2 separate regions of the Mus musculus genome follow, and region 1 is linked to region 2. Evidence: chromatin contacts called from ENCODE Hi-C or POLR2A ChIA-PET data. All regions are on one chromosome and are shown on one strand. Each heading gives the region's core, a stretch centred on a gene start or an enhancer-like site at or near the end of the contact. The rest is flanking DNA. Distances are from core to core; before and after follow the strand shown.

Region 1 (3,273 bases), core at 469-2,968, 150 kb before region 2:
CAGAGGGAAGAGGAATGGACGAGCCGCAGGCATTCTCCTGTGGAGCTGGAGCCAGCAAGGCTGTCCTGAAAAATGCTTCCACCCCACACTGAGGAACCCCTGGAAACCGGTCAAGCCAATATTAGGTGGAAGTAGATGTTAACTCTGTAAAATTAAGTCCTCTAGGACTTGGAGATCTAGGCTCACTCCATATATCTCAGAATCACCTCCATGAGGTCTCGTCATATTGTTAGCCAGCCCCTGCCCCATCACTTCAGAGATCTTGATACAACTTTGCTACATCAGCCAAATGTTTTCCCTAGAGAGTAGAAGAAATGACAACAGGGAAGGTGAGCAAGACCTAACAGAATTAATGGTTCCTCTGGTACACAGAGATGAGTCTGATGTTCCAAACCAAACATCCCTGCTCCTGTGACCTTCTGTCATCTGTGTTCCTGTCGCTTGCTCTCCTGGCTAAGGTCCGGGAGATATCTATGGTCAGAATGAAGTTATGATAACCGGAACCAGTGTCATTCAAACTGACACCATATGGCAACAGTGCCGCTAAAGCTGGGTCCTCATGCACATAGACTGAAGTGTAACACTCTTGGACATATGGAAAGGGACTCCTGATGCTACCTGTCACCTTGTCCCCAAAGCCAACTGAAAACATTATGTTGCTCCTAATGCAAACACACAGTGGGCAGGGGATGGTAATCAAGCCCCAGCAGCTGTAGTCTCTCTCCAGAACCACCCTCTGTTCTCCCCCCCGACCCCCCCCCCGAAATTCTGATTCTGACTGGGATGAGATATAACTTCCTCAGAGCCTTTCCATCATCTGTAGTTCTCAGTATGGATGGCTCTTCACTCTCTGAAGGGAATCTGTATTCCAAAGACACTCATCATCCCCAACGCAGGAGGCTTTACAAGACTCCGTGGAAGTCTGGCTAAGAGGCACCGAGGAAGCAACATTACATGCTGGTTAACAGACTGAGGATCCCACTTAAGCAGGTCCCCCCAACTACATACAGTATGATGGCCTAATCCCTGGGCCTCCACAGCCCAGCCTACCATTCCCCTACTTCTCAGGAATTCCACTGGCATCTCAGAGTGCAGCCATGAACCAGATTCTTCAAAAAAGGCAAACAGTCTGGAGGAATTAGGAAGATGTAGCTGCATAAGAAATTGGCTCCTGAAGCTGCTCCCTGGCAGTGGTGGTGCACACCTTTAATCCCAGCACTCAGAAGGCAGAAACAGGCGAATCTCTGAGTTCCGGGCCAGCCGGGTCTACAGAGTGAGGGGGAAAAAGGCTCCTTTTATCACTGTAACATCGAACACTGCATGGAAGATTAAACAGGTCTGTTTACTGACATAAACGGGCCTGGCATTATTTAATTGTCTAGATGGGGAAACTGAGGCTCTGAGAAGAGAATGTAAATTATCCCCATTGATATAGTTAGCCAGAAGAGGGGTAGATTAGAATTAAAACCTCCAATTGCTGTCTGATGCTTTATAGTAGCATACTCGCAGTTATAGCCCACCACCACCCCTGCCTCAACTCCCAAGTTAACAGGGGTTCCAAACAGCCCTTGTCCTGTAGCTCTACCCCTGAACCCATGATGGCGCAGTGACATCCTGCAAATAAAGAGGCCCCAAAGAACAGACAACCACACCCTGGGACACTCCAGGCGCTGCTGACTCAGGAGGAGCATTCCCACGGGTGACCACAGCCTGCTCCAGGCTGTTGCCCAGGAGACAAAAGAATCAGCACAGAGCTGCCTGCCCTGCCCAGACTCTCAGGGCAATAGCTTTAGCCCAGAAGCTGGCAAGCGCTCACCACTTGGGTGTGACTCGGCGGGGTGCCCGGGCCGGCAAGCCTGTCCAGGTCTCCATTCCTAGTAACACACTCATGCGTGTGGGAGAAGAGTCATCAGCCCAGCTGCAGCCCAATCTCCGCAGCTGATTGGAACAGGGGATGTCAGAAATCTTCACCAGACCGAGCCTTTTTCTGTGAGGTTACTTGAATGTGAGCTTTAATGCCATTCTTTCGAAGAGTTAAACAGCAGGCTCATAGATGCATCCGTGTTCTAAACAAGCATGTCTTCTCATCCACACTAGGAATAGGTGCCATACTCCTCCACCCTGGGGAGACAGTCCTGTGGTCATTACTGAGCGCAGGTATGTGAAGCAAGATGGAAAGGCTCCAGAGAAGACCAAGCAGCCTCCCTTCAAATCCTACTCTTCTAGTTATTTGTTTACTCACTTATTTATTATGTACTTACTTGTTTGTTTTTGAGGCAGGGGTTTTCTGTGTAGCCATGACTGTCCTAGGAACTCACTCAGTAGAGTAAGCTGGCCTGGAACTCACAGAGATCCACCTGCCTCTGCCTCCTGAGTGCTGGGATCAAAGGCATGCACCACCATGACTTGGCCTGTTCTCCTTTCTAATAGCTGTCTGACCTTAGGTACAGAAGTTGGCATCATCATACCTAAGCTTGCTTGCTTGCTTCCTTCCTTCCTTCCTTCCCTCCCTCCTCTCTTCTCTCTTTATATTTTTTCTCTTATTTTCTTTTTGTTCTCACCCACTACTGTAGTAGAAGCTTATGCACAGAATATGGGAATACCAAGATCAGGGATATAACCTACATCATTTCAGAAAGAGACAATTATTGATCTTCCCTCTTTGTATTGAGAGCACCAGGTGCAATCAGCCAGGTCTGGTTCACCCTGACCCCAGGTGCAGAGCACATGCCTGTGCGAAGCCTGGAGTCTTCCAATAGCTGTTTCAGGCAGAGTTCAGGCAAAGACCCAGCAAAAGGGAGGTTGGCTTGGCCTGCCTGTCCCTTGTAACCTCTCTGCTTTCTCATCTGTGACTGGAGAATGCTAATACTCAACTCACTGAGTTACGATAGTTAATAAGATGGTGTTGTCAAGGTTTGGATAGTATGATGGACCTTCACTGACAACCAAATTGGATTAAGGACACTGGTAAGCCACATTCTCAGAGATGCCTATGAGAGCATCCAGAAGGGATTAATGGAAGGAAAAAAACCTGTCTTTAATGTGCATAGCACTGTCCCATAGGTCTGTGCCCTGGACTAAATAAAAAGAGAAAAAGGAGAAGGCCAGGTAAGTGCTGAGGGATTCTCCTTCTCTGTCTCCTGGTTCATTAGACGAGAGCAGACAGACTTTTGTTCCTGCCTATATACCCTTCCCATCAAAACAGACTGTGCCCTCGAACCATAAGCCAAAAGAAACATTTCTTCCTGAACTCAGTTCTTAGCAGGTATTTTG
Region 2 (3,366 bases), core at 253-2,752:
CGGGCTGGGGGTGGGGGGTGGCGATGGGGGGTGGGGACGGGGAAGGGGGCCCACGAATTCCCCGATCGCCACCCTTGGGCGTGCGCTCCCTGCCCGGAAGGATTGACCTTGGCCGGGGCGGGGGAAGGGAGGCCAGCGCGGGGGCTCAGCTTTCGGGCCGCCGCCCCCGCGGATTCCTGGCTCGCCCGGGCCGGAGGAGGGGGCCCCGGACACACGGACGCACGCACACACCCCACACGCAGCGCGCGCCAATGAGCCCTGGCCAGGCGCAGGGGGCGGGGTTTTCCCAGGCTCGAGCACAGCAGCTGCTATTTACCTTCTTGGCTTCTCCCGGGGACCAGAGGCGGCCCCCGCTCCCTCCCGGCCGGCCGCCGCCGGCCCCCGCCTCCCTGCCCCCGGGGCGCGCGCACACACACTCACACACGCACGCACACACACACATCCTCTGGGCCCCGGCCGCAGCCGCGGCGGCAATAAAACATCCTGGCACGTGCTCCGACTCCAGGCGCGCCCTCGCCGGCCGGCTGATGTCAAACTGCAGCTCGGCTGGTGGAGCTCTTAAAGGGCTCGCGCGCGGGGCGCCGAGGCCGCCTTGGCCGCCCGCGGGGTGAGGAGGGGAGAGCCCCGACTCCCTTGCCCGCCGTCTATCCGTATTGCCAACTGGGAGCCTGCGGGGAGAAAGGTAGAGAGAGTGGCGGAGGAACGAGCGCGCCCCTCCTGTCGCATTGCTATCAAAGCCCCCCTTGTTCATTTTTTTTTTCGTTTGAAATTCCATTTCCTTTCTGCCCAGTAGGAAATTATTCTGATTGTTTTCTGGAGAAGCGTGAGGTCCAAGGTTGCAATTCCAAGAGAGGAATGAATGGGCTAGAGGGAGACAAGCATCCAAAAGACACCTTGCTCCGAAAACCCTGGCTGTGAAGGCATTTGGGGGGACGGTAAGGGCATGTTTAGCGTGTGGGGTTTAGTATCTCCCCAACCTCATGAGCAGTTTTGACTCCCCTAAACATACAGAGTTCGAGCGGGAATTCCGGAAGACATTAGAGTAACACATCCTCTTTACCTTGTTCCCTCCTTTTTTCAATCACTAAATTTTGTCTTGGCCTATATCTGTTCAAAATATTTTTCAAATGAACTTATTATACAAAGTAGTTATATTGCATGCAGCAAGAACAATAAAAACCAAAGGCCTGGCCACAAAAGAAATAGACTAGACTAAAACTAAGCAAAGCCCAGAGGAAAGAGTTAGCAAAGGGTTAAAATCCTTTTGATTGACGTTGTAGCCTCCGGTGCCCCGGGCTCAGGCGCGCGCCATTGGCCGCCAGACCTTGTGCCTAGCGGCCAATGGGGGGGCGCAGTCCACGAGCGGTGCCGCGTGTCTCTTCCTCCCATTGGCTGAAAGTTACTGTGGGAAAGAAAGTTTGGGAAGTTTCACACGAGCCGTTCGCGTGCAGTCCCAGATATATATAGAGGCCGCCAGGGCCTGCGGATCACACAGGATCTGGAGCTGGTGCTGATAACAGCGGAATCCCCTGTCTACCTCTCTCCTTGGTCCTGGAATAGTGCTACCGATCACTAAGTAGCCCTAAGACATAATAAACCTTCAACTGCTCAGTAGTTTTTCTTATGAAAGTCAAGTAAAAGGACGTAAGCAAAAAAAAATTATTTTTTTTTTGCGTGAAGGATTCCAAAAATAAAATTCTCTGGGGACTGAGAAGAAAAAAAAAAAAAAAACGAAAATGCCAGCTGATATAATGGAGAAAAATTCCTCCTCCCCGGTGGCTGCTACCCCAGCCAGTGTCAACACGACACCGGACAAACCAAAGACGGCCTCTGAGCACAGAAAGGTAAGACAGTACCTGCGTCTAGAAATTAAGTGGGTTGTGCACAGCGGGACTCCTTTTACTTTTCTCTTAAAACCTCGGGGTGAAATGGCAGATCCCGTGGGAACTCAGGACCTCTTTTCTCCCCCTTTGCAGTCATCAAAGCCTATCATGGAGAAGAGGCGAAGGGCAAGAATAAATGAAAGTCTAAGCCAACTGAAAACACTGATTTTGGATGCACTTAAGAAAGATGTAAGTGAGCAATGCTTTTTTTTATTTTTAATTACGAATGGAATGGCATTTCCCAGGCACAAAGAACTAAGCTCTTAGCCTGCTGCATGTGGATCTTACCCCGCCAGCACTACGTTCCCACTGGCGGGAGAGAGGCCGCCGGGCCCTGGGATGTGGGACATGCGGGCGGGGACCTTCAGAACTCGGAGGCAGCTGACAAGGAGGACTGACTTTCATCCCTTGTTTTTTCTGCGCAGAGCTCCCGGCATTCCAAGCTAGAGAAGGCAGACATTCTGGAAATGACTGTGAAGCACCTCCGGAACCTGCAGCGGGCGCAGATGACCGGTAAGGACCGCGCGTGCGTCCCCTCTCTGCGGGTGTCCCTCTCGGCCCGCGGTGATTTCTTCCAGACTTCCGCCCGCGGTTGTGAGAGGCATTCAGCTACATTTTACTGCCTTGGCTCACTCCGCGTTCCCACGGTCTGGGTCTTATTTATAGCCACAGCTCCCAAGTTGTTACTGCTCCGGAAATGGAGGGAGAGGCTGTAGCCGAGAAGGGTGGTGGGCAGCTTGGCTGTGGTAGAAGCCGGTGAGGGCGAAAGGACGTAAGACTGAGGAAGTTTGGGGCTGGATAGAAGGTAGGGGTCAGTGGTTTAGCACCGGTCCAACCCCTGCCGCAGGAGGGGAAGTGGGGTTTGGAAGGCGCCTTGGGTGGCATTGTCCAAGGTCAGGTCGCGCGCGGGACTAGGGGTGGCAGATCTGGAGCTGAGATCGGTTTAGATGGAGGGAGTGTCCTGGCTTATGTCCCCAACCTAGGGAGAAGGAGCTGGCTGTTCTTAGCCTACCCAACCCTCCCAACCCCAGGTGGTTCCGGAGGCGCGCTGCGGGGACCTCCCAGGGCGGGAGGCTGTATGGCTCCGGGGCCAGGGCTTTTCGGTGACCCATCTTTTCTCCTTCTGGCCTGCAGCCGCGCTCAGCACAGACCCGAGCGTGTTGGGGAAATACCGCGCCGGCTTCAGCGAGTGCATGAACGAGGTGACCCGCTTCCTGTCCACGTGTGAGGGCGTTAACACCGAGGTGCGCACTCGGCTGCTGGGCCACCTGGCCAACTGCATGACCCAGATCAACGCCATGACCTACCCCGGGCAGGCGCACCCCGCCTTGCAGGCGCCGCCGCCGCCGCCCCCGTCAGGACCTGCCGGTCCCCAGCACGCGCCATTCGCGCCGCCGCCGCCGCCGCTTGTGCCCATCCCCGGGGGCGCGGCGCCCCCTCCCGGCAGCGCACCCTGCAAGTTGGGCAGCCAGGCTGGAGAGGC

Evidence for each region. A loop is a pair of places that touch in the nucleus more often than their neighbours do. ChIA-PET counts read pairs that join two places held with the same protein, here RNA polymerase II (POLR2A).
Region 1: a loop to region 2 is called in a map of Patski, with 3 times the contacts of the local background. The contact joins the enhancer-like site here to the promoter of Hes1 in region 2. A Hi-C loop is called at or near these places in 1 of 37 maps with a recorded cell type or tissue (Patski). POLR2A ChIA-PET finds 5 or more read pairs at or near these places in 3 of 5 experiments (Patski and embryonic stem cell).

What each region holds. Positions count from the first base shown.
Region 1 is chr16:29,913,758-29,917,030 of GRCm38, forward strand. No RefSeq gene overlaps it. Among named protein-coding and RNA genes, the nearest start is that of Gm52263, 27 kb to the left of the region's middle. Within about 2 kb of position 1,719, at least 1 of the 3 ENCODE cell types and tissues checked has a DNase peak (open chromatin) inside an H3K27ac peak, as active enhancers do.
Region 2 is chr16:30,063,855-30,067,220 of GRCm38, forward strand. It overlaps Hes1 (hes family bHLH transcription factor 1), which reads left to right and starts at 1,503. Exons shown (of 4, transcript NM_008235.2): 1 at 1,503-1,844; 2 at 1,977-2,072; 3 at 2,309-2,396; 4 at 3,018-3,366. The coding sequence starts at 1,737.